Linked DNA regions of Homo sapiens: region 1 is linked to region 2. Evidence: read pairs that join two places in POLR2A ChIA-PET (ENCODE). Cell type or tissue: IMR-90. All regions are shown on one strand. Links, peaks and the distances in the headings refer to the core of each region. The heading gives the core; the rest is flanking DNA.

The links. Peaks named below come from ENCODE experiments on the same cell type or tissue, not always from the same donor. Only the 100,000 strongest peaks of a DNase experiment are listed, where the experiment ranks them.
Region 1: POLR2A ChIA-PET joins it to region 2 with 8 read pairs; 9 of 35 experiments call an interaction of 5 or more read pairs at or near these places.

Annotation. Positions count from the first base shown.
Region 1 is chr16:74,585,928-74,601,466 of GRCh38, forward strand. The region is part of intron 1 of GLG1 (golgi glycoprotein 1); the gene reads right to left. Among named protein-coding and RNA genes, the nearest start is that of GLG1, 13 kb to the right of the region's middle. In IMR-90, for the core only: no CTCF peak of the experiment used is centred there; a DNase peak (open chromatin) is centred at 8,724.
Region 2 is chr16:74,683,520-74,699,058 of GRCh38, forward strand. It overlaps MLKL (mixed lineage kinase domain like pseudokinase), which reads right to left. Exons shown (of 11, transcript NM_152649.4): 2 at 11,779-12,240; 3 at 8,823-8,897; 4 at 7,758-7,944; 5 at 1,967-2,064. The coding sequence starts at 12,238. Among named protein-coding and RNA genes, the nearest start is that of MLKL, 9.6 kb to the right of the region's middle. RefSeq lists a silencer at 10,776-10,945. In IMR-90, for the core only: no CTCF peak of the experiment used is centred there; no DNase peak of the experiment used is centred there.

The sequences.
Region 1 (15,539 bases), core at 4,255-12,254, 97 kb before region 2:
TGGCGGGTGCCTGTAATCCCAGCTACTTGGGGGGCCGAAGCAGGAGAACTGCTTGAACTCGGGAGGCAAAGGCTGTAGTGAGCCGAGATCACACCACTGCACTCTAGCCTGGACAACAGAGCAAGACTCTGTATCGGAAAAAAAAAAAAAAAACAAGAACAGGTGGTAAACAGGGTGAATCCTATGGTAAGTGAATTTCATCTCAATGAGTTAGAAAGAGCTGATAAGGAAAAAAACAAAAACAAAAACAAAGGCAAGGCCCTAGGAAACGAATGGAACCACAAGATAAAAGGAACCTGGGTCTCTGGATCACCAGATGACTGCATCACAGTCCCCCACAACTTCTCTTGTGTTCAACCACTGATATTTTTGGGTTTTTTATGGAAGTTAGTTTTGTCCTAATTAGCACATGAACTGAAAGGAAATCTTTTATCTTGTACACTGGTAAAGGGCTTATTATTAGCTCAACTCAATTACAAGACAAGTTGACCACCTTGACACACAATGAAATTATATCATGCTTAAATATTTTTCCATTGGGCAATGGAAAGATAATTTTTTTTTTGAGACAGGGTCTCGCTCTGTCACCCAAGCTGGAGTGCAGTGGCACAATCATAACTCACTGCAGCCTCAATCTCCTCAGCTCAAACAATCCTCTCACCTCAGCCTCCAGAGCAGCTGGGACTACAGGAGCCTGCCACCACGCCTGGCTAATTTTTTTGTTTTAATAAAGTCAGAACTTTGGATCAAAATACACACACATTTGTAATTCTAATTTTTTTTTTTTTGAAATGTAGTCTCGCTATTGTTGCCCAGGCTAGAGTGCAGTGGCGTGATCTCAGCTAACTGCAACCTCCACTTCCTGGGTTCAAGCAATTCTGCCTCAGCCTACCAAGTAGCTGGGATTACAGCCTCCCACCACCACACCCTGCTAATTTTTGTATTATCAGTAGAGATGGGGTTTCACCATGTTCGTCAGTCTGGTCTCAACTCCTGACCTCAGGTGATCTGCCTGCCTCAGCCTACCAAAGTGCTGAGATTATAGGCGTGAGCCACCGCACCTGGCCTCATTAATCTCTCTTTCTAACAAATTCTCCCCATTCCTTCCCACATTTAATATGTCAGAAGTTAAAATCCAAGAAGTAATGATTTCTACTTCCACTCATGAGGATTAACTACTATGGAAACTATCTCCCTTACTCCCATTGTGAACGAGACACAATATATGACGTAACCTTCAGTCACTGGACAACAGGCAGCATTAACTATGATCCCTGAGAGAAGGCAACAAACCAGGTGAGCCGATGATTACCTAGCTTACTGTATGGAAGTGGCTTCCCGGCTGCAACACAGGGAGAGGGAACCCAAACAGAATTGGATAGTCTTGCTGAAAAGAGGAGAGAAATTAAACTTTAGGGTATCTAAAGCAGCTAGAATTTGAAAGATTTGAATAGTGGAACCAAGAAAGAGTGAGAATAAAGAGTTCTGTACTGAGAATGGTCACAGGAGATTTGTGGAGGGATCCCCTTGAATCTAATAAACAATTACCACACTTGTAAAGCAGGAATATGACTAATAACAAAACTTAATCAATAGAAAAAGATCAAGAAATGACAGACATGATGGAATTAGCACATGAGGACCTCAAACAGCTATTACGGCTGGGCACGGTGGCTCACGCCTGTAATCCCAGCATTTCGGGAGGCCGAAGTGGGCGATCACGAGGTCAAGAGATCAAGACCATCCTGGCCAACACAGTGAAACCCCGTCTCCACTAAAAATACAAAAATTAGCTGGGCATTGTGGCACGTGCCTGTAGTCCGGAGGCTGAGGCAGGAGAATCACTTGAACCTGGGAGGCGGAGGTTGCAGTGAGCTGAGACTACACCACTGCACTCCAGCCTGGCGACACAGTGAGACTCCGCTTCAAAAAAGAAAAAAACAGCTATTGCAAGTACACTAAAGGGTGTAAAGAAAAACATGAACATAATGGATAATCGAATATATAAATAAAACACCCAAATCAAACGTCTATAGGTGAAATATACTTAAAATACAAATTCACTGGATGGTATTAATAGCTGACTGAAAACTACAAAAGAAAACATCAGTGAACCTGAAGATCAGCAATAGCAATTATCCAAAATGAAACACAGAGAGAAAAAAAACAGGGGGAGCGTTGGTGGGGGGATTAAAAACAGAGCCCACTTGTGGGACAATAGCAATCAATTTAACCTACATAAGATTAGAGCCCAGGAGAGAAAGAGGGACAAAAAAACTGTCTGAAGAAATAGTGGGCAAATAGTATGTGATCAAATATTTGTTGATGGATTTAAATAAAAATGGTAGGGGCATAAAAATATAAAAAAAATAGCATGAAAATATGTTATCTATGTAAATGTGAAAAATAACAGAGAAGCAATGTGGTAACATGGAAAGACAGAGGCTTTGAATTTTAAAAGATTTGAATTTAAGCTTTTTGGATTTGAATTTAAGCTCTGTTTCTTTCTTTCTTTTTTTTTGAGACAGGGTCTCACTCTGATGTCCAGGTTACCCATTCTGTTGCCACTGCAGCCTCGACTTCCCAGGCTCAGGTGATGCTCCCACCTCAGCCTCACAAGTAGCCAGGACTACAGGCTCTCACCACCACACTGACTAATTTTTGTATGTTTTGTAGAGATGAGGTTTCGCCATGTTGCCCAGGCTGATCTCAAACTCCTAGGCTCAGGAAATCCACCCGCCTTAGCCTCCCAAAGTGCTCGGATTACAGACATGAGCCACCACACTTGGCCTGTTCTTAACATTATGTGACTTGGGCAAATAAAAATCTATCTGATTCGTGGTTTTTCACCTGTAAAATAAGTCTCATATCTGTCATATCTACCACACATGGTTATCAAGAGCTACAAATAAGATTAAAAGGGTTCCATAAACTGAAAGCTAAATAGCAACTTGACTAAGAATAATCAAATAGGGAAAAGGTTGTTAGACCAATATCCTTTTTTTTTTTTAAATCAAATGTATTTGGTGAGTGGCCGGGCATGGTGGCTCATGCTTGTAATGCCAGCACTTTGGGAGGCTGAGGGGGGTGGATAACTTCAAGTCAGGAGTTCGAGACCAGCCTGGCCAACATGGTGAAACCCCGTCTCTACAAAAAGAACAACAACAACAACAAAAAATTAGACGGGCGTGGTGGCGTGCACCTGTAATCCCAGCTACTCGAGAGGCTGAGGCAGGAGAATCACTTGAACCCAGGAGGCAGAGGTTGCAGTGAGCCAAGATTGCGCCACTGCACTCCAGCCTGGGTGAAAGAGTGAAACTCTCTGTCTCAAAAAAAAAAAAAGAACAATTATGTTAAACCATATGAAAATGTTTTTATAAGTCAAATATGATGAAATATTGGTAATTTCTTATAGTTCATTCAATCTAACAAAAATGAAGGAAGAAAACAATGCCTAAAGCAGACCTAGCTGGCAGGGGAAGAGAAGCAGCGGGCTGTGCTGAGGGAAGGGCACTGGGAAATATTTTGGTGCAGCAAATTCCCAAACCACTGATATAAAATATTTTCCCAAAAATAACACTTACATATAAGCCCTGTAAACTCTGAAGCTGTAACTCTGTACTCTCCAAAAGCCCACACCACTACACTATTTATTTGCGGGTGTGGGGCAGCAAGATGTGTATGGAGCCAGTGCGAAGCAGAGGCAAGCAGGCTGAGAATCTGGGCTAAAGAATGGGAATTTCCACAAGAGGAAGGGAAACACAACAATGTCTTCTGACTTCTGCTTTCAGTGCTCTAATTTCTCCTATTTCACATATACTCTCAAGTTGAAAAGGAAAGTATACCAATAGTAAAAATTCTTGGCCGAGCACGGTGGTACACGCCTGTGGTCCCAGCTGCTCAGGAGGCTGAGGCAGGAGAATTGCTTGAACACGGGAAGCAGAGGTTGCAGTGAGCTGAAATCCAGCCAATGCACTCCAGCCTAGGTGACAGAGTGAGATTCTGTTTCATAAATAAATAAATAAATAATAAAAATATACCGATAGTACAAATTCTTGAAACTTCACTTTTGTTGTTGTTGTTGTTTTTTTGAGATGGAGTCTAGCTCTGTAGCCCAGGCTGGATGGAGTGCAGTGACACGATCTCTGCAAGCTCCGCCTCCAGGGTTCATGCCATTCTCCTGCCTCAGCCTTCCAAGTAGTAGGGACTACAGGCGCACGCCACCACACCCACCTAAGTTTTTTGTATTTTTTAGTAGAGACAGGATTTCACCATGTTAGCCAGGATGGTCTTGATCTCCTGATCTCGTGATCCGCCCACCTCGGCCTCCCAAAATACTGGGATTACAAGCGTGAGCCACCGTGCCTAGCCGATAATTTTTCTTTTTTTACCATTATAAGAAGTTTCAGGCCAGGTGCCATGGCTCACGCCTGTAATCCCAGCACTCTGGGAGGCCGAAGCAGGCGGATCACCTGAAGTCAGGAGTTCGAGACCAGCCTGACCAACATGGAGAAACCCCGTCTCTACTAAAAATACAAAAAAAAATAGCCAGGCGTAGTGGCGGGCGCCTGTAGTCCCAGCTACTCAGAAGGCTGAGGCAGGAGAATGGCGTGAATCCAGGAGGCGGAGCTTCCAGTGAGCCGAGATTACACCACTGCACTCCAGCCTGGGCAACTGAGTGAGACTCCGTCTCCAAAAAAAAAAAAAAAAAAAGAAATTAGCCGGGCGTGGTGACACCACATGCTTGTAATCCCAGCTACTCAGGAGGCTGAGGCAGGAGAATCACTTGAACCTGGGAGGCAGAGGCTGCAGTGAGCCGTGATCACACCACTGTACTCCAGCCTGGGCAACAAGAGTGAAACTGTCTCAAAAAAAAAAAAAAAAGAAAAAAAAAAAGGAAAGCATCACCACCACCAGACACACTAAAAGCTGCTATCAATACACATAAGTCAGGTTCTAACAAACCTACCAAACTCAGAGTTTTAAAATGAAATTGTGTCAAAGGAGGGCCTTTCTTGTTAAAAAAAAAAAAAATTAAAATATAAAAATATGAAAATGAAGTTGTGGATTTTCAACTATTTCAAAACTCTGCTGCCTAGTTACTTCTGAAAGAAGACTTACAGGGCCGGATGCCGTGGCTCACACCTGTAATCCCAGCACTTTGGGAGGCCAAGGTGGGCGGATCACGAGGTCAGGAGTTTGAGACCAGCCTAGCCAACACGGTGAAACCCCGTCTCTACTAAAAATACAAAAATTAGCTGGGTGTCTTGGCATGCACCTGTAGTCCCAGCTACTCAGGAGGCTGACGCAGAAGAATCACTTGAACCCGGGAGGCGGAGGCTGCCGTGAGCCAACATCGTGCCACTGCACTCCAGCCTGGGTGACAAAGCAAGACTCCATCTCAAAAAAAAAAAATAAAGGCCTGGCACGGTGGCTCACGCCTGTAATCCCAGCACTTTGGGAGGCTGAGGCAGGTGGATCACAAGGTCAGGAGATCGAAACCATCCTGGCTAACACGGTGAAATCCCATCTCTACTAAAAATACAAAAAAATAGCTCTGCGTGGTGGCGGGTGCCCGTAGTCCCAGCTACGTGGGAGGCTGAGGCAGGAGAATGGCCTGAACCCGGGAGGCGGAGCTTGCAGTGAGCCGAAATCGCACCACTGCACTCCAGCCTGGGAGACAGAGCAAGACTCTGTCTCGAAAAAAAAAGAAGACTTACAAACCAAAAATTTTTTGCGCTGTCCTTAACGTATGGCTAAGTTTAGTATTTATATCTTAGTATCACAGACTGTTTCACAGGCCAGAGAAATGTTCCAACCTGGGAAATATGAGAGCAAAAGGCCTTACATATTATTTTCCCTCTGAAAAGTCACCATCTTTCAGAAAAATTTCAGTAATTTTTGAATTTATCTGGTTTTATACAGGGAAAAAAAGCAGTCTTCTGAACTATTCTTTTTCCCCTTATACGTGGGAGCAGAGTTTTCCTTTGATAGGCAGTATTCCAAATTTGGCAGAACATAATTCCTTTACCCAGAGGATTTACCCCTTCATAGTGTACACATTTAAATACCATGCATATATGTATGTATGTAGAGTTGGGCTCTCACCGTATTGCCAAACTGGTCTCAAACCTCTGGCTTATGCAATCTGCCACCTTGGCCGCCTAAAGTGCTGGGCTGTGGGCCACTGTGCCTGGCCTTCTGTAATTTATTCACTGATTGATTGATTGATTGAGATGGAGTCTTGCTCTGTCATCCAGGTTGGAGTGCAATAGAGCGATCTTGGCTCACTGCAAACTCCACCTCCTGGGTTCAAGCGATTCTCCTGCCTCAGCCTCCTGAGTAGCTGGGATTATAGGCACATGCCACCACACCTTGCTGATTTTTGTATTTTTAGTAGAGACAGGGTTTCCCCCATGTTGCCCAGGCTGTTCTTGAATTCCTGACATCAGGTGATCCACCCGCCTTGGCCTCCCCAAGTGCTGAGAGCCACTGCACCCGGACTGTTTATATAAATGTTCTTGACCTTATTCCAAAGCTTTATGGAAGAAGCTCTGGAAGGATTATATAAAGGGTGTGAAGCATTCCAGTTTATTTCACACTTCTCTTAAGGCAGCGAACAAAAAGCATTATCTCGAATGATCTCACCTATAACAACAAAGGGGAAAGGGAAGACCATTTATAAATAAGAAAACTGGAGGTCTGAGAGATTAATTTGCCCAACATCATAATAACTGGTAAGTGAGCTAGGGTTTGAATCCAGGACTGCAGCTCCAAAGCCCATTCTATTTTTCCATTTACCACAATGCTTTTCCTCTCATCACAAGCTTCACATGACTATAGGACCTTCTCTCTTCTTATTTTATTTCATATATAATAGGTGTGTCCTCAGCAAATGGCTGCTATCGTTTGAATATGTCCCCCAAAGTTCATGTGTTGGAAACTTAATCCCCAATACAAGTGTTGAGAGATGGGACCTTTAAGAGCTCACTAGGTCATGAGAGCACTGGTCTCATGAATGGATTAATGCCCTTATCTCCGTGATCCTGGGAGTGGGGTTCTGATAAAAGGATGAGTTCTGCACATTCCTTGTGCAAGCCCGCCCTCCCTCTTGCATTCTCTTGCCCTTCCACATTCTGCCATGGGATGATGCAGCAAGCTGGCCCTCACCAGATATGGCCTCTCAATCTTGGACTTCCCAACCTCCAGAACCATGAGCCAAATAAATATTCCTTTATATATTACCCAGTCTTGGGTATTCTGTTATAGCAACACAAAATGGACTCAGACAATGGCACTAATTAACAGATGGCATTACGTTTGTCAATGATTAAAATTCTCCATTACACCCCTTTCTGCATCGTTGAAGTTACTGTCCACTTCATGCTATTTATCACATTACAGAGCTGATATGGCCAGTGCAAGAATTTTGAGAGTTCTGTTAAATGACTTGCAGGGCAGTCTTTATAGTTTACACCTAAATTACAAGTGAAGTACCAGAGCTTTTTTTTTTTTTTTTTTTTGGAGACAGAATTTCACTCTTGTCACCCAGGCTGGAGTGCAATAACGCGATCTCCGCTCACTGCAACCTCCACCTCCCAGGTTCAAGCGATTCTCCTGCCTCAGCCTCCTGAGTAGCTGGGATTACAGGCATGTGTGACCATGCCTGGCTAATTTTTGTATTTTTAGTAGAGACAGGGTTTCACCACGTTGGCCAGGCTGGTCTCAAACTCCTGACCTCAGGTGATCTGCCCGCCTCGGCCTCGCAAAGTGCTGGGATTACAGGTGTGAGCCACCACACCTGGCCAGGTACCAGAGCATTTTTAACATAATTTCTTTTGCTGTCATTTGTTTAAAACTTGTATTTCAATTGATGTAGAACTTACATTCCTATTCTCCTGGTTAATTTTACTCATCTACCATTTCACTTCATTGTTTATCATTCTTATGATTTTAAATAAGTATAACATTTTTATTTTTTTCTTGTTGTCATTTTTTTGAGACAGAGTCTCACTGTTGCCCAGGCTAGAGTGCAATGGCACGATCTTGGCTCACTGCAACCTCCGCCTCCCAGGTTCAAGCAATTCTCCTGCCTCACCCTCCTGAGTAGCTGGGGTTACAGGCATGCGCCACCATGTCTGGCTAATTTTTTTATTGGTAGGAGAGACGGGATTTCGACATGTTAGCTAGGCTGGTCTCGAACCCCTGACCTCAGGTGATCTGCCCACCTCAGCCTCCCAAAGTGCTAGGATTACAGGTGTGAGCCACTGCGCCCAGCCTATCACATTTATTTTTTAAAGAAACACAAAATTATTTTAAGAATTTGTTTTATTTTACAAGTGTATAGATCCAGGATTCAAGTCAGCACCCATTTTTAATATGATTCACCCTATCAAGAATTATAGGTGTTATTCAAGCCTTTAATAGGAAAATGTACAGGTCCTGTAAATATCACACATTCAGTCAAACAAAACTTTCTGATTTCAGTAAAATTATTAAAGCTGAATGACTACAGATGCCTGGTTCTCTTAAGTCATTGTTTTTAGATTCCAGTCCACACTCCTTGTTCCTTCACACTCTATTTTAATGCAGATACAAAGGGTAGTACTGGCACAGTTCTGAGGACCATCACTTAGGATCTTTTCTTAAGTTTCAAATCTATCTAAGGCAACCAAAATAAGATGAGTCACTAACTGACCTCCAGTTTTATCAGAGTATTGTTCTCAAGTGGAAGGAGCTAAAGCACCCCTTACAACTCATAAATTAGGCATTCGGAAGATGAAATCTACTCATGAACAAGATTAGGAGGCTTTTGTTTTGTTTTGTTTTTGAGACAGACTCTCACTCTGTTGCCCAGGCTGGAGGGCAGTGGCACGATCTCAAAATGTGTACACTTTGAAGGGGTAAATCCTCTGGGTAAAGGAATTAAGTTCTGCCAAATTTGGAATACTGCCTATCAAATCAAACCATGTTGATTTAAGGCCGGCGCGGTGGCTCACGCCTGTAATCCCAACACTTTGGGAGGCAGAGGTGGGCAGATCACGAGGTCAGGAGATCAAGACCATCCTGGCTAACACAGTGAAACCTCGTCTCTACTAAAAATACAAAAAATTAGCTCGGCGTGGTGGCAGACGCCTGTAGTCCCAGCTACTCAGGAGGCTGAGGCAGGAGAACGGCATGAACCCGGGAGGCGGAGCTTGCAGTGAGCGGAGATCGCGCCACTGCAATCTAGCCTGGGCAACAGAGCAAGAATCCGTCTCAAAAAAAAATAATAATAATTTAATTAACATGAACCACCAATTTAAGAAGAATTAAAAGTACTGAAGGGCTCTGGGTGTGGTGGCTCACGCCTGTAATCCCAGCACTTTGGGAGGCCGAGGCAGGCAGATCACAAGGTCAGGAGATCGAGACCATCCTGGCTAACACGTTGAAACCTGGTCTCTACTAAACATACAAAAAATTAGCCGGTCGTGGTGGCGGGCGCCTGTAGTCCCAGCTACTCTGGAGGCTGAGGCAGGAGAATGGCATGAACCCAGGAGGCAGAGCTTGCAGTGAGCCAAGATCGCGCCACTGCACTCCCGCCTGGGCGACAGAGCAAGACTCCGTCTCAAAAAAGAAAGTACTGAAGGGCTTTTTTTTCTGATTCTCCCAACCATTTCCTGTACTGTACGCCTACAGCATTTAATTTATTCTTCTCTTATGACACTTATTACTTTAAAACTTGTATTATGGTTTTCAGTAAAGATATCTTTTTCTTCTAGATCAGTGCTATTCATAAGTATGTGAGACACATACATAATTTTATGTTTTCTAGTAGTCATTTATTTTTAAAAAGTAAAATTGATTTTGTAATTTATTATTTAACCCAATATATCGAAATTTTTTTTAAGACATAAACAATATAAAAATTATTGGGCCAGGTACAGTGGCTCACGCTTGTAATCCCAGCACTTTGGGAGGCCAAGGCGGGTGGATCACCTGAGGTCAGGAGTTCGAGATCAGCCTGGCCAACATGGCGAAACCCCATCTCTATTAAAAATATAAAATTTGCCAGCCATGGTGCCACATGCCCATAGTCGCAGCCACTCGGGAGGCTGAGGCAGGAGAATTGCTCGAACCTGAGAGGCAGAGGTTGCCCCTTATACGTGAAAGTGGAGTTTTCCTTTGATAGGCAGTATTCCAAATTTGGCAGAACTTAATTCCTTTACCCAGAGGATTTACCCCTTCAAAGTGTACACATTTTGAGATCATGCCACTGCCCTCCAGCCTGGGCAACAGAGCGAGACTCTGTCTCAAAAAAAGAAAAAAAATTTATTGTGGGCTGGGCGTGGTTGCTAATGCCTGTAATCCCAGCACTTTGGGGGGCTAAGGCAGGTGGATCACCTGAGGTCAGCAGTTCGAGACAAGCCTGGCCAACATGGTCAAACCCCTTCTCTACTAAAAATACAAAAATTAGCCAGAAGTGGTGGCGTGTGCCTGTAAACCCAGCTACTCGGGAAGCTGAGGCAGGAGAATTGCTTGAACTCGGGAGGCAGAGGTTGCAGTGAGCCAAGATCGTGCCATTGCACTCCAGCCTGGGCCACAAGAGACTCCACCTCAAAAAAAAAATTATTGTGATATTATGCATCCTTTTGGTACTAAATCTTCAAAATCAAATGTGTATTTTATACTTACAGCACATCTCAATTCAAACAGGCCATGTTTCAACTGTTCACTAGCTGCACGTGGCTGATGACTACCACAGTAGACAGTGCAGTCCTAGGTTACTTATGCTTTAGGGACAGGGGGGAAAATGAGCTATCACACAGCTGGACTGACTTGTTTTCAAATCTTGATTCCACTACTTACAAGCCCTGAGGCAAGCTATTTAGAATCAGTTTTCTCACTAAAAATAATAGGATGTAATAGGCTGGGTACAGTGGCACATGCCTATAATTCCAGCACTCTGGGAGGCCAAGGCAGGAGGACTGCTTGAACTCAGGAGTTGGAGACCAGCCTGGACAACAGAGTGAGACCTCATCTCTACAAAAAAAAACAACTTTTAAAATTAACCGAGTATGGTTACTACTAAGGAGGAGATACTCAGGAGGCTGAGGTGGGATGATCACTCGTGCTCGGGAGGCAGAGGCTGCAGTGAATCATGATCATGCCACTGCACTGCAGCCTGGGCAAGAGAGTGAGACCTCGTCTCAAACAAACAAAAAAAAAACCCAAAACAAAACTCACCAGGCACAGTGGCTCACGCCTGTAATCCCAGCACTTTGGGAGGCCGAGGCGGGAGGATCACCAGGTCAAGAGATCAAGACCAGCATGTCCAACATGGCGAAACCCCGTCTCTAGTAAAAATACAAAAATTACCTGGGCGTGGTGGGGTGCGCCTATAGTCCCAGCTACTCAGGAGGCTGAGGCAGGAGAATCGCTTGAACCAGGGAGGCTGAGGTTGCAGTGAGCTGACATCATGCCACTGCCCTCCAGCCTGGATGACAGAGTGAGACTCCATCTCAAAAAAAAAAAAAAAGAAAGAAAAAAGAAAAAAAAAGCTCCGGTGATAGATGGTGGTGCAAGCAGATCACCTGAGGTCAGGAGTTCAAGACCAGCATAGCCAACATGGCGAAATCCTGCCTCTACTAAAAAAACAAAAATTAGCCGGGCGCAGTGGCTCACGCCTGTAATCCCAACACTTTGGGAGGCCGAAGCTGGCGGATAACGAGGTCAGGAGATTGAGACCATCCTGACTAACACAGTGAAATCCCATCTCTACTAAAAAATACAAAAAATTAGCCGGGCATGGTGGCGGGCGCCTGTAGTCCCAGCTACTCGGGAGGCTGAAGCAGGAGAATGGCGTGAACCCGGGAGGTGGAGCTTGCAGTGAGCTGAGATCGCACCACTGCACTCCAGCCTGGGTGACAAAGTGAGACTGCCTCAAAAAAAAAAAAAAAAAAGCTGGACATGGTGGTGTGTACCTGTAGTCCTAGCTACTCATGAGGCTGAGGCAGGAGAATCGCTTGAACCCGGGAGCCAGAGATTACAGTGAGCTGAGATCACACCACTGCACTCCAGCCTGGGCGTCAAGAGCAAGACTCTGTCTCGAAAACAAAATCAAACAAACAAAATCAATAAGAATGATAATAATAAAACATCTCTCATAAGATTAAATGAGATAACGCCTAGAAAGCATCCAGTCCCTCAGAACAGGGCACACAGAAAACCCTCAGTAAATGCTAACCATTATAAGTAGCAGTAGTATACTTGAACACTGAGCAGTGTCTTGCACACAGGTTTCAATAAATGTTTGCTGAAAGAAGAAAAATTGGTCGGGCGCGGTGGCTCACGCCTGTAATCCCAGCACTTTGGGAGGCCAAGGCGGGCGGATCACGAGGTCAAGAGATCAAGACCATCCTGGCCAACATGGTGAAACCCCGTCTCTACTAAAAATACAAAAAATTAGCCGGGCGTGGTGGCGGGCGCCTGTAGTCCCAGCTACTCGGGAGGCTGAGGAAGGAGAATCACTTGAACCCAGGAGGTGGAGGTTGCAGTGAGCCGAGATCGCGCCACTGCACTCTAGCTTGGTGACAGAATGAGACTCCATCTCAAAAAAAAAAAGAAAAAAGAAAGAAGAAAAATTAATTTACATGATAGCCTATAAGCCATTTTAACTGCTGCTTTTAAAAATATATAAATAAGGCCGGGCGCGGTGGCTCACGTCTGTAATCCCAACACTTTGGGAGACTGAGGTGGGTGGATTGCCTGAGGTCAGGAGTTTGAGACCACCCTGGTCAACATGGTGAAACCTCGTCTCTACAAAAATTAGCCGGGTGTGCTGGCAAGTGCCTATAATCCCAGCTACTCGGGAGGCTGAGGCAGGAGAATGGCTTGAACCCGAGAGGTGGAGGTTGCAGTGAGTCGAGATCATTCCACTTCACTCCAGCCTGAGCAAGAGCGAAACTCCACCTCAAAACAACAACAACAAATATATAAATATATATATATATAACTTATATAAAGAGGAGATTTTTGTTATTGTTCCTGAGTAAATTTGTTTTGAACACATTAGGAGAAATGCACAAAAGAGAAATACAGCATTTCATCTTTTGGACTGTTCAAGTATTTTATTTCCTTCTACAGAACAATGAATTATTAAGCAACTATATACTGTAAAGCATTCTCATCAAGAGATTTCTTAAAAAGTATTTGCCATAAACGACAATGCTACTTTACAGGTAATTCTCAATTATCTGCTGTAATATTTTTATCTGAGGTAGGGATAAAAACATCCCATTTCTGGACTTTACTTGGAGAACCAGCTAGAGGTGAATATACGACCCTTCATGACCTGGACTGAAAACATTTTCAAGTTCTCTATTTCGGTCAATACAGCCCCTTTAATAATTCCCCAAAGCATCTCCCCTTTCCACCTGTGCTACGACTCTCTTGCACACGTTTTGTATTCCCACAGATCACAAAATCACAAAGCACCGGAGCTGGAAGAATCTTAAGAGATAATCCAAGGCCAGGAGCGGTGGCTCACGCCTGTAATCCCACCACTTTGGGAGGCCAAGGCGGGTGGGATTACCTGAGGTCAGGAGTTCAAGACCAGCCTGGCCAACATGGTGAAAACCCGTCTCTACTAAAAATACAAAAATTAGCCAAGCCTCGGCCGGACACAGTGGCTCACGCCTGTCATCTCAGCACTTTCGGAGGCCGAGGTGGGCAGATCACGAGGTCAGGAGATCGAGACCATCCTGGCCAACATGGTGAAACCCCGTCTCTACTAAAAATGCAAAAAATTAGCCGGGCATGGTGGTGGGCGCCTGTAGTCCCAGCTACTCGGGAGGCTGAGGCAGGAGAATGGCGTGAACCCGGGAGGTAGAGCTTGCAGTGAGCCGAGATCGCGCCACTGCACTCCAGCCTGGGTGACAGAGCTAGACTCTGTCTCAAAAAAAAAACAAAAAAAAAATTAGCCAGGCATGGTGGCTGGTGCCTGTAATCCCTGCTACTAGAGAGGTGGAGCCAGGAGAATCGCTTGAATACAGGAGACAAAGGTTGCAGTGAGGTGAGATCGCGCCACTGCACTCCAGCCTGGGTGACAGTGCGAGACTCCGTCTTAACCAAAAGCAAAACAAAACAAAAAAACAACAGAGAAAGATAATCCAGTGTTAGTGCTTTCTGAAGCATGTGCTATTGGTAATATGCAAGATGATTTCAGGTGGTATGTGTTGGTACTTATATTTTATAGTCATATATTTAGTTTCATATATATTAGAGAAGTATACCTACCACATCAAATTCATGAGTTCACGTATATTTCCGCTTAGAACAAGGCTAAGTGGTGTTGTGTACCTATAGTCCCAGCTACTCGGGAGGCTGAAGTGGGAGGAGAGCTTGAGCCCAGGAGTTTGAGGTTGCAGTGAGCCATGATCATGCCACTGCACTCCAGCCAGCCTGGGAGATAGAGTAAGACTTTCAAAGAAAAAAAAGAACAAGGACAAAGCTAAAGTAGACAGTCCTTGCTTAAGAAAAGAGGCCGGGTGCACTGGTTTACACCTGTAATCCTAGCACTTTGGGAGGCCAAGACAGGCAGATCACTTGAGGTCAGAGGTTCAAGACCAGCCTGGCCAGTGTGGCGAAACCCCCGTTTTACTAAAAATACAAAAATTAGCCGGGTGTGGTAGCGCATGTCTGCAGTCCCAGCTACTCGGGAGGCTGAGGCAGAAAAATCACTTGAACCCAGGAGGCAGAGGTTGCAGTGAGCCAAGAATACGCCATTGCACTCCAATCTGGGCGACTGAGAAAGATTCCACCTCAAAAAAAAAAAAAAAAAAAAAAACAAAAAAAAACAGTGACAGAAATTTCAAGCTAAGAATAGCAGAGCTGTGTTCCACCCAAATCTAAATCCTAATTTTGTCTTATTACACTGCCCTAAAATAATTTACTATCTGTATGACATCAAGTGATTAACACTCTTATATAATCGCTTCTCGATCACAACAATCTCACTTATCAAACCAACTGTAAGCAATGGTGGTGTCTTAAAGTACTAGTGTCCTTCCACAATGATAGGTGTATAATAGAAGATCAATAATGACTTGATTATGTGGTTAGATTGCTTCCAACCAGACAGACAGCATAGGAGGAAATTCCATATTGGCTCAAACAAAACAATCATAATATATCCTAAAGCCAAACAATGTTTGGATTAATTGCTGTTTGAATTATTCATTGTCACTGATTCCCTCCATGAATGAATATGGAATCAGGAACTGGTACATATATAATCCTAGAAACTTTACAATATATACATACCCAGAGAATATATACAGGAAACGACTCATATAAGTTAGACAGCAGAGATCTTAGAAACCGTACTGTAGGGGCAGGGTGTGGTGGCTCCGCCTGTAACCTCAGCATCCGGGAGGCAGAGGAGGGTGGGTCGGTTGAGCTCAGGAGTTAGAGACCAACCTGGGCAACCCGGCAAGACCTTGTCTCTCTTAAAATTAAAAAAAAAAAAAAGTATACCCCAACTACTCATTTAACACATC
Region 2 (15,539 bases), core at 3,216-11,215:
TCGGAGGTGGAAGCTGCAGTAAGCATATTGTACCACCGCACTCCAGCCTGAGTGACAGAATGAGACTCTGTCTCAAAAAAAAAAAAAAAAAATTCTTTTTCTTTTTCTTTTTTAACTTCTATCTCCCTTTCTTGGTATAATTCAAAATTTTCTTGAGCAGTTATTTGGCGAATGTCTTCCTCACTCAACTGGATTCCCAAGAAGGCAGGAAATGTGTCTGTCTTGTTCACATGGGTGCTCACAAGAAGCTTCGTACATCTGTGTGGGAGGAATGAGTAGGGCACACATGGCAGGGGCGGGTGAGGACTCAGACAAGAAGTCGACTTCCCCATTCATGGGCCTGAGCTGCAAAACTGACATGTGACTGAGCCAGGCACCTCAGCGGTCCCCAAGGAGAACAAACGTTGCTGAACATTTGTCTTTATTTTTTATTTTTTAATTTTTTTGAGACAGAGTCTAGCTCTGTCACCCAGGCTGGAGTGCAGTGGCATGATATTGGCTCACTGCAACCTCCGCCTCCCAGGTTCACGCAATTCTCCTGCCTCAGCCTCCCGAGTAGCTGGGACTACAGGCACCCACCACCACGCCCAGTTAATTTTTATATTTTTAGTAGAGACAGGGTTTTATCATGTTGGCCAGGCTGGTCTCAAACTCCTGACCTCAGGTGATCCACCTACCTTGGCCTCCCAAAGTGCTGGGATTACAGATGTGAGCCACCGTGCCTGGCCTACGTTTCCCTTTAGATTGGGATTCCACACTCTGAAATCAAGTTGGCCTGAGGCTGTGGAGCAACTTCCAAAGGGGATAAGACAGGAGTTGCTCTGTCCAATCTCTAGGCAAGACGGCAGCAAAACATGACCAGCAGGAGGGGTCATTCCATGAGAGAAAATGCAGTCACATTGGGAAAAAAAGAAAAAAAAAAAAAAAAAAAGAGCCTGTCACATAAGGCTCTTGGTAGAGGGGTAAAGTAATGGTTTTTTTTTTTGTTTGTTTGAGACAGAGTCTCACTCTGTCACCCAGGCTGGAGTGCAGTGGCATGATCTCGGCTCACTGCAAACTCCGCCTCCCAGGTTCAAGCAATTCTCCTGCCTCAGCCTCCCGAGTAGCTGGGACTAGAGGCATGTGCCACCACATCCGGCTAATTTTTTGTATTTTTAGTAGAGACGGGGTTTCATCATGTTGGCCAGGACGGTCTCAAGCTCCTGACCTTGTGATCCACCCACCTCAGCCTCCCTAAGTGCTGCTGAGCCACAGCGCCTGGCCAGGTAAGTTAATTTTGCTTTTAGATTTGTTCTATACTAATGATGACCAAGGGTGTTTTCCTTCTTTGGGTCAGACAGCTTTATAATTTATTTTTATTTTTGAGACGGAGTCTTGCTCTGTTGCCCAGGCTGGAATGCAATGGTGCACCCTCAGCTCACTGCAACCTCCGCTTCCCAGGTTCAAGCAATTCTCCCACCTCAGCCTCCCGAGTAGCTGGGACTACAGATGCCTGCCACCAGACCCAGCTAATTTTTGTATTTTAGTAGAGATGGGGTTTCACCATGTTGGCTGGGCTGGTCTTGAACTCCTGACCTCAAGTGACCTGCCTGTCTCGGCTTACCAAAGTGCTGGGATTACAGGTGTGAGCCACTGCACCTGGCAGCTTTATAATGTTTTAGAGCAACAAGATGCACCCCTCTTCCAGGCTGGCATCTAAACATGCACCCCCTTATTTCCCAGTGGGCTGAAAGGAGAAGATGTGGCCATGTTAGTGCAAACCACCCCTCAGCCTTCAGCCCTGCCCTCCTGAAAGAAGATGAGAACATGCATCTTGGGATGAAAAAAAAAAAATTAACATTGATAATAATCACACTTTGTGGATTCCACCCTTTGTGATGTTCTTTAAAAAAATGCAACACATTAAAACACAGGAGGTGTGTTCTAGGCCATCCAAAGCTTGACCAATCCTAGAAGCATTCCTTACCTGTTTCATCAATGCAAATCCCAAATATACGCAGGATGTTGGGAGATTCGAATTTCTTCATGGTTTTGATCTCCTTATTGAAAGTCTGCCTCACTATTCTATAAGGATTAAAGAGAGAAATCAGGATTTCAGAACTGGAAGGTTCCTTAGAGAACATTCAGTGTGGTGACCCTCTGTGTATGTGGGGGCGGGGGTATCAGCATCTGGGGTGAGAACTGGTGCCAGGATGAACTCAGCTACTGATAACAACATGTGGAACCCCTCAGGTGCCTGTGGCAGCACAATTAGTCCCTCGGGGTCTGTCAGATATTAATGGGACTTGCTAATATCTTTTCAGTAGTTCAAATAGTCTGATAGAATTGTATTTTTATGACCTACAGGGCTTTACTAGGCAAACTAAAAAGTCAAGTATTTGTTACTGTTTTTAGGCTGTAACCTGTTGTTTAGCATATACTCTGACAGATTGTGGTGTGTGTCTTTTTTTTTTTTTTGGAGACAGGGTCTTGCTTTGTCACCCAGGCTGGAGTGCAGTGGTGCGATCTTGGCTCACTGCAGCCTCCACCTCCCAGGTTGAAGCAATTCTCATGCCTCAGCCACCTGAGTAGCTGGAACTACAGGTGCGTGCCACCATGCTTGGCTAATTTTTGTATTTTTTTTGCAGAGACATGATTTCACCATGTTGGCCAGGCTGGTGTCAAACTCCTGGCCTCAAGTGATTTGCCTGCCTACGCCTCCCAAAGTGCTGGGATTTCAGGTGTGAGTCACCGTGCCCAGCCCGTGGTGTGTGTCTTTGATGAATAAAAATAATGATACTAGGCCGGGCGTGGTGGCTCATGCCTGTAATCCCAGCACTTTGGGAGGCCGAGGCAGGTGGATCACAAGGTCAGGAGTTCGAGACAATCCTGCCGAACATGGTGAAACCCCGTCTCTACTAAAAATACAAAAAAATTAGCTGGGTGTGGTGGCGGGCGCCTGTAGCCCCAGCTACTTGGGAGGCTGAGGCAGGAGAACGGCGTGAACCCAGGAGGTGGAGCTTGCAGTGAGCCGAGATCACACCATTGCACTCCAGCCTGGGTGACAGAACGAGACTACGTCTCCACACACACACAAAAAAAGATATTTATTAAGTGAAATCTTATAACCAAAATTCCTTCCAAAACGTGGGCCTTAAAAAATGTAGGCAGGTAAATTATTAAAGAGGATCACTGGAACCACCAACTCAATCCAATCTGTTCATTCACTCTGAGTCTTAGACTCAAAGGGCAAAGGAGGCTTGTCCAAGGTCTGTCAGAGAATCAGGGCAGGTTCAGAGCCTATAAAAATCAATTGTATTTCTATCTGCTAGCAATTAACAATCAAAAGATTAAATTAAAAATTTTCATTTCCAATAGCATAAAGAGAATAAAATACTTAGGAATAAATTTACAAAAGAAGTGCAAGTCTCACCCTGAAAATTTTGTACCTAAATTGTTGAAAGAATTTTGTTTTGTTTTGTTTGTTTGTTTTTTGAGATGGAGCCTCACTTTTGTCGCCCAGGCTGAGTGCAATGGCATGATCTCGGCTCACTGCAACCTCTGCCTCCTGGGTTCAAGCAATTCTCCTGCCTCAGCCTCCCGAATAGCTGGGATTACAGGCGCTTGCTACCATGCCCGGCTAATTTTTGTATTTATAGTAGAGGCGGGGTTTCACCATGTTGGCCAGACTAGTCTCGAACTCCTGACCTCAGGTGATCCTCCTGCCTCAGCCTCCCAAAGTGCTGGGATTATAGGCATAACTCACTGCACCCAGCAAGAAATTTTAAAAGATCTAAATAAATGGAAACACGTCCCATGTTCTTGAATAGGAAGACTTTATACCATTAAGATGGTAACATTTTCCAAATTGACCTACAGGTTCAATGCAATCCTTACCCGATTTGTAGTTGGCTTAAAAAAAAAAAGCAAAAACAAAAACTGAAATTGACAAGATATTCCTAAAATTTGTGTGGAAATGAAAGGAATTCAGGATAGCCAAGACAGTCTTGCAAAAGAAGAACAAAGCTGGAAGACTTATACTTCTCAATTTCAAAACTTATCACAAGGTTACAGTAATGAAGACAGTATAGTGCTATCATAAGACTAGACAAACAGATCAATGGAATAGAATTGGGGGTCCGGAAATAAACTCATACATATAAAGCCAGTTGATTTTTCACAGTTTTTTTTTTTGGAACTTGCTCTGTCACCCAGGCTGGAGTGCAGCGATGCAATTTCTGCTCACTGCAATACCTGCCTTCTGGGTTCAAGAGATTCTACTGCCTCAGCCTCCCAAGTAGCTGGGACTACAGGTGCCTGCCACCACGCCTGGCTATTTTTTTTTGCGATGGAGTCTTGCTCTGTCAAGCAGGCTGGAGTGCAGTGGCGTGATCTCAGGTCACTGCAAGCTCTGCCTCTCAGGTTCACACCATTCTCCTGCCTCAGCCTCCTGAGTAGCTGGGACTACAGGTGCCCGCCACCACACCTGGCTAATTTTTTGTATTTTTAGTAGAGACGGGTTTCACCATATTAGCCAGGATGGTCTTGATCTCCTGACCTGGTGATCTGCCCGCCCTGGCCTCCCAAAGTGCTAGGATTACAGTCGTGAGCCACTGCGCCCAGCCAACGCCCGGCTAATTTTTGTATTTTTAGTGGAGATGGGGTTTCGCCATGTTGGCTAGGCTGGTCTCAAACTCCTGACCTCAAGTGATCCACCTGCCTCGGCCTCCCAAAGTGCTAGGATTACAGATGTGAGCTGCAGTGCCAGGCCAGCACAGTCTTTTAAACAAATGGCTCTGGGACATGTGAATATCAACATGCAGAAAAATGAAGTTGAATGACTACCTTATACAATACACCAAAATTAACTCTAACTTCGGAAACCTAAATATAAGAGCCAAAAACTATAAACTCTTAGAAGAAAACACAGGAGGGCCAGGTGCAGTGGCTCAAGCCTGTAATCCCAGCAGTTTGGGAGGCCAAGGTGGGTGGATTGCTTGAGGTTAGGAGTTTCAGACCAGCCTGGCCAACATGGTGAAACCCTGTCACCACTAAAAATACAAAAATTAACTGGGCCTGGTGGTGCATGCCTGTAGTTCCAGCTACTCGGGAGGCTGAGGCATGAGAATTGCTTGAACCTAGGAGATGGAGGTTGCAGTGACTGATATCACACCACTACACTCCAGCCTGGGTGACAGAGCAAGACTCCATCTCAAACAGAACAAAACAAAAAACCCCCAAAACCTGTACATGAATGTACACAGAAACATTATTCATAATAATCAAAAAGTGGAAAAAACACAAGGTCCTTCAATTGATTAATGGATAAGTAGGATATCCATACAACAGACTATCATTCAGCCATAAAAAGGAATGAAGAAATGATACTTGCTATAATATAGATGAACCTTGAAAATATCATGCTAAGTGAAAGAAGCCAGACTCAACAGGCCACATATTGTATTATTCCATTTACATTGAAGATTCAGAAAAGGCAAATCTATAGAGACAGAAGGTAGGACTGTTGCCTGGGCTCAGGATGGTGGTGATAGGGGTGAAAGAGGAATGACTGCTAGTGGGTATAGGGTTTCTCCTTCCTTCCTTCCTTTTTTCTTTTTTTTTTCTTTTTTTTTTTTGTTGGAGTCTTGCTCTGTTACCCAGGCTGGAGTGCAGTGGCACGATCTCAGCTCACTGCAACCTTGGCCTCCAAGGTTCAAGTGATTCTCCTGCCTCAGCCTCCCAAGTAGCTGGGATTATAGGCTCATGCCACCATGCCCAGCTAATTTTTGTATTTTTTAGTAGAGACGGGGTTTCACCATGTTGGCCAGGCTGGTCTTGAACTCCTGACCTCAGGTGATCTGCCCTCCTTGGCCTCCCAAAGTGCTGGGATTACAGGCGTGAGCCACTGCACCTGGCCTGTAAATATATTTAAAGCCATTAAATTGTACATTTTAAATAGGTAAATCTTACGGTATGTAAAATATATCTCAATAAAACTGTTAAAAATACAGTCTCAATGAAAATCTTGATGTGTATTTTGAGGAGTGTGATAAAACTTTCTTTGATATTTATTCAGCTAAGTCAACCTGAAAAAGAAGAATCAAGAGGAGGAAGTTCTTTACCAGATATCGAAATTTACTGCAAAGTCATATGAAAAAAACAGTAACAGTGTGTTACTGGTACAAAAACAGACAAATTGATCAGTGGGAAAGATTAGACAGATCAGAGTCAGATCTATGTCTATATAAAAACTTAATATACAATAAATATGGTACCACAAATCAACAGGGAAAAGACAGACGACTTAATAGATGGTATAGAGAAAACTGACTTACTATGTGGCTAAAAATAAAAGTTGACCCTACATAACGTCACATACAAAGGTGGATTCTAGTAGGATTAAAACCTAAATATAAAAAATAAAACTGGAAAGTTAAGAGAGGAAAATATAGAATGCCTTTAAGATCTAGAGGTGGAGCAGGACACCTCCAGAGCACAAATAAAAAGCTTGCAATGTCTAAAGCTGACAAGTGCTTTATTTCCACAATATACAAAGATTTACAAACAGACAAGACAAAAGCAGCAACCGTGATGGAAAAAAGGGCAGAGGATATGAACAGGCAATTTATGGAAGAGAAAACCCAAATAACTAAAACATGTAAATAAGGGCTTGAATTCATTAGTAAAAACAGAAATGCAAGTTCAAATAACTACAAGATATTGATCACTTTATAACTATAAAGATGAAAGTAATCAGAAAGCTGGATAACACTAAGGGTTGGTGAGGTTGCTTGTGGGAGTGTAGGCATAGACACTGTTCTGAAGAGTTGCCTGGTAGTACTTAGTCACTTAATATACACATATCCCATGGCCCATCATTTTCTCTCCTGGTGCTATATCCTGAAGGATTCTTATACAGGTCCCTAAAGGGAAACTAAGTATGGCATCTTTTTGGTGGGGAAAAGTTGGAAGCTGACTAGGTTCCATCACTGGAAAAAAAAAGAGACAAAATATATGGCTCACGCCTGTTATCCCAACATTTTGGAAGGCTGAGGCAGAAGGCGCTTGAGTCCAGGAGTTCCAGACAAGCCTGGGCAGCACAGTGGGTCCCTGTCTCTACAAAAAATTTAAATATTAGACAAGAATGGTGGTGCACACCTGCAGTCCCAGCTACTTGGGAGGCTGAGGTGTGAGGATTGCTGGAGCCCAGGAGGTTAAGGCTGCAATGAGCTATGATCTCACCACTGCACTCCAGCCTGGACAACAGAGTGAGACCTTGTCTCAAAAAAAAAAAAAAAAAAAAAAAAAAAAAGGCAAAATGTGGATCTTCACCATGGATGGCAGACAGAAATTAAGGAGTCCAGATATGGAACACGTTTCATGATGTTGAGTGAAAAAAGTGAGGAAAGGAGGCAACAGACACGTAACTCTACCAGTTGTGAACATGAAAAATGTATGCATACATTTTACAAGAACACATACAAACAAAACACACTAGAACTACTGTCTGTGGAGGGGATGAGCAACTGGGAAACAAGGTTGGAAGGGAAAGTTGTTTTTTTTTTTTAAATATATATGTGGACAAAGGAGAGAAGACCTAGAACTGAGGTGGAAAGATGTATTTAAGTCAAGACTCTGCTCCTTAACAGTGGAGAGCACATAATTTAACCCTTTAGGGCCCAGGCTTCCTCATCTAAAAATGGAGACGATATCCCTCTCTCCTTGGAGAGTTAGAGTAAGTATTGGTACACACGAGAGAACCACACAAAACAACTTACGCAATGCTGCCAGCCTGGAGTTTTTTGAATACTTTTATGGCCACTGGAGCTCTGTGGTATTCTCCTTTATAAAGTGTGCTGACTTCATTTTCCCTTAGCAGAATCCACGGGGATCCTGAAAGCTGCTCCTTCTTGATCTCCTTGATTTGCTCTTGCGGGATCTCCTGCATGCATTTTGGTGGTAAATCTGACCTCACCCCCGAGAGGAAAGAAGACAAAAGAGTCAATGAGCAGAGGAAGGGGTCCTAAGGGAGGTGGCATATTTGTGATGTGTGAGTGGGAAGCTCTACTACATGAACCAGAGCTGGTGGTGGCTGGGGCTTCTGATGGACTCAGCCCAAGGGAGCGGCTCCCGTGCCTCTGAGTGACCAGTAGAGACACAGCTGGACAGTTAACAGAATGTGTCATCCACTTCCTTTCCCTCCTCTTCAAATCCCGCCTGTCCCTCCAGCCTTAACCCTCATCCAGACTCATCTCTCTCATCCTGGAAGGATGTCTATTCCTGTTACCCAGAGCTTGGCACTTGAGCATCTGGCATCTGGCGTAGTCATTTCAGATCTAGTAGTTAGGGACATAGTTCAAGCTCAGTAACCTTGCTGTTGTGTGTTCACTGTCTGTCTTTCCTCTTTCCTCCTCCACCCCGTGAGCTCCTGGAAGGCAGTGTCCTTCTCTGCATCTTAGTTACCTCTTTGCATGGCCTCTGGCATAAACCAGATACTCACAGTTTTGTTGAATGAATGAATGAGTGGGCATTTTAAATTTGATTTGAATTTCTTCTTGGAAATTCAGCAACTGAACTGAAGCTTTGATTCTATTCATAGAGGTTTTTAAGTACTTTGACAGCTGCTAGAAGGTATCTTACTGGTCAAGAAGCTCTCTCCACATGTTATTCCATGGACAGAAGCCTGGGCTAGCCATGAATGGATCCCCAAACCTGTGGGCTGCTTCCAGCCATCCAGCACAGAAAATGGACAAATGCAGGGGTAGCGGGAGGCTGGGGTCCCAGTAAACTGATGACTTCTAGTTTGGGGGCCATCAGAAACAGCAGGGCACATGATAACTTACACTGCCTCAAAGTTTCCTTGATTTCTTTCATGTTGATTTCTAATCGTCTCAGTGAAGCTTCTATTTTTTCATTATCTGCAGGAAAAAAGGGCAGTATATGCTCAAAATAGATATTAAAATCACACGCCAATCAAAACTAAAATGCTAATTAAAACTGTTGAGATATCATTTTTTACCTATCATATTCATTATGGTAGGGATTACTACTGATCACCAATATTCAGATTTCTACTTCTGAGCACATAGGAAATGCATTAAAGCATGGCTGGGTAACTTGCTTTGGCTAAGAAATGAAGAAAAGAGATGTCTGTCACTTCCCAGAGGGAGCATTTAACTGACTCTGCATAAGGTTCCAACCTGGCTGCTTTGGAAGTGAGGAAAGTTTGCGTCAACGCAGAAGTGCTATACTATTGAAAGTATCCTGGAAGGAGGACATTCACCTTGGAGAGTCCCCTGGACTTTGCCTGAATGAGAAATAAACTTGTTTCTTTAGAACACTGAGTTGTTGTTTTTTAAACCACAGCATAATCAAATCAATCCTGATTTATATACTCAGAAACATGTTTGAAAATTTATAACACACTATTTACAGTGGTCAGCCATCCCTGTCTGCCCAGGACTGAGGAGCTCTGGGGACATGAAACCCTGACTACTAAAAGTGGGAAAGTCTCTTATGGGAAAAGTATAGAGAAGCAGATAACTCATGCATAGTTGGTAGAAGTAATATCTGTGCAACTTCTATCAAAATTTGAAATGCCTACAGTCTTTGACCTAGTGATTTTACCTAGCAATTCCACTTCTGGGAATTTCTCATAAAGATATCTTGAAATAGGCCAGGCGTGGTGGCTCATGCCTGTAATCCTAGCACTTTGGGAGGCCGAGTCAGGCAGATCACTTGAGGTCAGGAGTTTGAGACCAGCCTGGCCAAACTGGTCAGTAGAGATAGTGAAACCCCGTCTCTACTAAAAATACAAAAATTAGCCGGGTGTGGTGGCACATGCCTGTAATCCCAACTACTGGGGTGACTGAGGCACAAGAATCACTTGAACCCAGGAAGCAGAGGTTGCAGTGAGCCAAGATCGTGTCACTGCACTCCAGCAAGACTCTGTCTCAAAAAAAAAAAAAAAGAAAAGAAAAAAGAAAGAAAGAAAGAAAGAAAAGAAAAAAAAAGTTCTGGTGATGGATGGTCGCGATGGTTTCAGAACCATGTGAATATACTTGATGCCACTGAACTGGCATCTAAAAATGGTTGAAATGGTAAATTTTTTTTTTTTTTTTTTTGAGACGGAATCTCTCTGTCGCCCAGGCTGGAGTGCAGTGGAGCGATCTCAGCTCACTGCAGGCTCCGCCCCGCGGGGTTCACGCCATTCCCCCGCCTCAGCCTCCCGAGTAGCTGGGACTACAGGCGCCCACCACCTCGCCCGTCTAATTTTTTGTATTTTCAGTAGAGACGGGGTTTCACCGTGTTAGCCAGGATGGTCTCAATCTCCTGACCTCATGATCCGCCCGCCTCGGCCTCCCAAAGTGCTGGGATTACAGGCGTGAGCCACCCCGCCTGGCCGAAATGGTAAATTTTATGTTATGTATATTTTATCACAAAAAATGGGAAAAAATGATGGGTGTATGTATTGGGTTGTTTTTGAATTTGTGTGCTGCTAGTATGATCATAAAACAAAACAAAACAGTAGGGTAGATGCCAAGTAGGAAAACAAGCTATATAATTCAATGGATATTTACATGGGAGGATATTTAAGATTATTTAATGAGAAAAGAAGAAATAGAACAATGTGCTTGGCATGATGCTGACTGTGTGACAACAACAATAAAATATATATACTTAAATCTCCAGAAGGGTATTCAAGAAACTGGTAGATTGTGTGATTGTATCTCAGATTTTGATAAAGGTTGCACAAATATCCTACCAACAATGGATGAGATTATCATTTTGTCTATATGGTTTCCATCAGACTTCCCCAGTTTTAGTACTGAAGGTCTCATGTCCTCAGAAAGGGAAACAGGGGCCCCTGAGGTCAAGGAGGGAGATTTACTTCTCACGCCGGCCCCCTCCATCCTTTGTTTTTGGAGACAGGATCTCGCTCTGTCGCCCAGGCTGCAGTGCAATGGAGAAATCGTGGCTCACTGCAGCCTCGACCTCCTAGGTGCCTGTAATCCCAGCACTTTGGGAGGCTGAGGCAAGAGGATCACTTGAGGCCAGGAGTTCTACACCAGCCTGGGCAACATAGTGAGACTCTCTAACTACAAAAAATAAAATAAAAATTAGCTGGGCATTGTGGCGTGCACACCTATAGTACCAGCCACTCGGGAGCCTGAGGTGGGAGGATCACTTGAACCTGAGGCTGCAGTGAGCTATGATTGTGCCGCCGTCCTCTAGCCCGTGCAACAGAGACCCTGTCTCAAAAAATGAAACAAAACAAAACAAAACTCCTCTTCAACGCTGGCTTGCCCAAATTTCACCAGCCCCCACCATATATCTGGGCCAAAGGATGTTAGGAGTTTTGTTTGTTTGTTTGTTTGTTTGTTTGTTTTCTGAGGCAGAGTCTCGCTCTGTCGCCCAGGCTGGAGTGCAGTGGCGCGATCTCAGCTCACTGCAAGCTCTGCCTCCCGGGTTCACGCTGTTCTCCTGCCTCAGCCTCCCGAGTAGCTGGGACTACAGGCGCCCGCCACCATGCCCGGCTAATTTTTTGTATTTTTAGTAGAGACGGGGTTTCACCGTGTTAGCCAGGATGGTCTCAGTCTCCTGACCTAGTGATCAGCCCGCCTCGGCCTCCCAAAGTGCTGGGATTACAGGCGAGAGCCATCGCGCCCAGCTAGGAGTTTTGAGGTACAAGTATATTACAACTGCTCAAACTTCATCATTGCTGCTCCTTTGGTAAATTAAAGTGAGACTAAAATGCATTCAACTGCACTCCCACTCCCCACCAAAGACCCAGCTTGCCTCTTCTTAGCATCTGGAAAGCTCGCCTGTCTTCGTCTGCATCCTGCTGATCTTCCTGTGCCCAGGACGCTCCTTGGCTTATGGGTGAAACAGGCATGCGTTGCTCAACCTGAAGTAACAGCGAGAGCTCCTTCCAGACATCACTCAGCTTCCTGTTCACGTCCTTGAAGAGTATTTTGTCCTGGCTTGCTGTTAGAAACCTGCAGATATTGGATCTATTGCTGAACTTTTCTATCTCCCCATTAGCCTCCTCCAGGGCAGCCTTGAAGCGGTTCATGGCTGTGGTTAACTTCTCAGAGGGCACGCTCCTCTTTCCTTGGTCCTGGAGCATCTCCAGAGGCTTGATCAGGCCGAGGACGCGGTGGCCCAGGCGCCGGCACTGTTTCTTGCAGTATTTCATCTCTTCACACCGTTTGTGGATGACCTGGCCAAGGGTGATAATATGCTTCAAATTTTCCATGCCTGGAAGAAATGAATGGAATTTGGTGAAATCCCCAAATCTCCTGCATATTCACTACTTGGCTAAGAAAGAATCAAAGCGGTCTGTGACTTAAATGCCTGAGGAGGTCTCCCCAGCATTTTCATGCAAGATAGAGATGGTTTGCTACCCACCAAAATCTGTTCTGCCCTTGCACAATAATAGAGTTGTAGCTGGGAAGAGCTGGTCCAGCCGGAACTACATCTCCCAGCCTTCCTTGCAACTTGATGTGGCCATGTGACTAGTTCTCACCAATGGGGTTTAAGTGCATGTGACCTGCTCTACTTCGGACTGGGGCAGCTGTGCCGCCTCCTCACACTCTCCCTTGGTTGGCTGGATGCGTGGGGTGAAGCGGCCCTGGGGTGGTGGAGCCCCAAGAAGAGTCCTGAGTCCCTGGATAATCACTTGGAGGAGAGCTGCCCACAGACCTGGAACGTCTGTCATGGACTGTTAAGTGATCAAGGAATAAACTTGTATTGCATGTAAACCGTTAATATTTTCAGGTTGATATGTTTATATCAGTTTCGTCTATTACAGATATATCCTGCTAAAGCATAGAGGTTTCAGGGGCCAGGCGGGTAATTCAAATGAGTGAAGTGAGCTGAGGTAGTCTTTACTGCCACAGATAAATATGTTTCTTTCTGTTTTTTTTTAAAACATGTGGACTATCTTTCATTTTTCCTACAAAAAATTGTTCAGTTTCTTCCTACAGTCCTTTAAGAAAAATGCAGCTGGGCGAGGTGGCTCCCACCGATAATCCCAGCACTTTGAGAGGAAGAGACAGGAGGATTGCTTGAGGCCAGGAGTTCCAGACCAGTCTGGACAGCAAAGTGAGACCCTTTCTCTACAAAAATAAAAAAAATAAAATAAAATAAAATGAAATAAATAAAATATAAAATTGGCTGGGCGCGGTGACTCACGCCAGTAATCCCAGCACTTTGGAAGGCTGAGGTGGGCGGATCACTTGAGGTCAGGAGTTGGAAACCAGCCTGGCCAACATGGTGAAACCCCGTCTCTACTAAAAATACAAAAATTAGCTAGGTGTGGTGGTGCATGCCTGTAATCCCAGCTACTCGGAGGGCTAAGCCAGGAGAATTGCTTGAACCCAGGGGGTGGAGGTTGCACCATCTCAAAAAAATGTAATACATTACATATATATAGTAATATATATAATATTACATATATATAGTAATATATATGTAATATTACATATATAGTAATACATATATATAATATTACATATATATAGTAATACATATATATAATATTACATATATATTATATATATAAGTTAGCCTGGTGTGGTGGCACACACCCGTAGTCTCAGCTACCTGGGAAGTTGAGATAGGAGGATTCCTTGAGTCCAGGAGGTTGAGGCTGCAGTGCCAGCTTCCTACTCTTAACCTCTCTCTCTTCTCTGAACATGAGTGAGGAAGCACAGAGCCCTGATCCTAAAGCTTGGAATGAGGCTAACCTGAGCATGGTAGAATGGAAAGGGAGAAAGAATCTGAGTCTTTGATGACAACATTGAGCCACTGGTTTGAACTGACATGAAGTGTACCCCATCCCCTAACTGCAGGTTTCATGAACCAATAACCTCCCTGATTGTTTAAGGCAGTTTGAATCATGTTTGCTTTATTTGCAACTGAAGCCGACTGCGTTCAGCAATGAATGATGATAATAATTATGACACTAGATCTCTCAATTCACCTACTACATCCTAAGTGCTTTGGAACCCCCAGCTCTCCATGGTTATTTTCATTTAACAGATGAAGATACCATCTGGGCACAGTAGTTCATACCCGTAATCCCAACATTTTGGGAGGTAGAGGTGGGAAGATTGCTTGAGGCCAGGAGTTCCATTCTGGGCAACACAGCGAGACCCATCTCTACTAAAAATACAAAAATTAGCTGGGACCTGTAGTCCCAGCTACTCAGGAGGCTGAGGCGGGAGAATCGCTTGAGCCTGGGAGGTTGAGGCTGCAGTGAGCTATGATGACACCACTGCACTCCAGCCAGGGAAACAGAGAGACCCTGTCTCGAAAAAACAAACAGGTGAAAAGTGAAGATGCTGCGGTTCAGGGAGGTTGCATTCAAATAATCACAAGGCCATGGAACCAGTTTTCAAAGTATTTAAAATAAAGTTAGGGTAGGGTGTCATGACTCAAACCTGTAATCCCAGCACTTTGTGAGGCTGAGGCCAGGGGATCGTATGAGCCTGAGTTCGAGACCAGCCTGGGCAACATGGTGAAACCCTGTCTCTACAAAAAAATACAAAAATTTGCTGGATGTGGTGGTGCTTGCCTGTAGTCCCAGCTACTCTGGAGCCTGAGGAGGGAGAATTGATTGAGGCTGGGAGGTCGAGGCTGCAGTGAGCCATGATTGTGCCACTGACTCCATTCCAGCATGGGCAACAGAATGAGACAGTGTCTCAAAAACACCACCACCACCACCACTAACAAACGACAACAAAAAACAAAGTTAGTTTTTTTTTTTTTAACAGCTCAGTGAAATAGGTAGGTTAAGTATTATCGCCAGTTTATGGATTAATTAGCAGCTTGGAGAAAATAATTGGCCTGGAGCCCAAGTATGGCTTTAAAACATGAGTAAGGCACTGGCAGAAGTGAAACTAAATAAATGAGCAATCGATATAGTTGTGTTTTTGTTGCCTGAGAGTTACAGTGATTGGGCAAGGGAGGTAACAGTTATTAGGGCACTCCTAAAAAGACTAGTGGATCTCAGACTACCCAGCTATTCCCACGTGCTAAGCAGATATCTTCAAGGCCATTTCTTGGGAATTGTGAGGGCAAAAGGTTTTACACTTTCTCTGTTGCACCAGAAACAGAAGCAAATGTGGCAATGTTGTTCAAGGAATCTTGCAAATTGTAGCTTCCTAGCTCTAAGCTCCAGTTATCTTACCAGCAGCCTCATCAGAAAGCCATATCTCAGCACTGAACTAATCAGAAAGGAAAATGGGGAAAATATCCCACCCATAGAACTGACAAACAATTTCAAATAATAAATTATACAGTGGTGGCATGGTATGAAGAAAATTGCAGCGGTCACATTGGCTCATGCCTGTAATCTCAGCGCTTTGGAAGGCCGAGGCAGGTGGATCACCTGAGGTCGGGAGTTTGAGATCGCCCGGCCAACATGGTGAAACCCCATCTCTACTAAAAATACTAAAATTAGCCAAGCATGGTAGCAGGCGCCTGTAATCCCAGCTACTCGGGAGGCTGAGGCAGGAGAATTGCTTGAACCCGGGAGGTGGAGGTTGCACTGA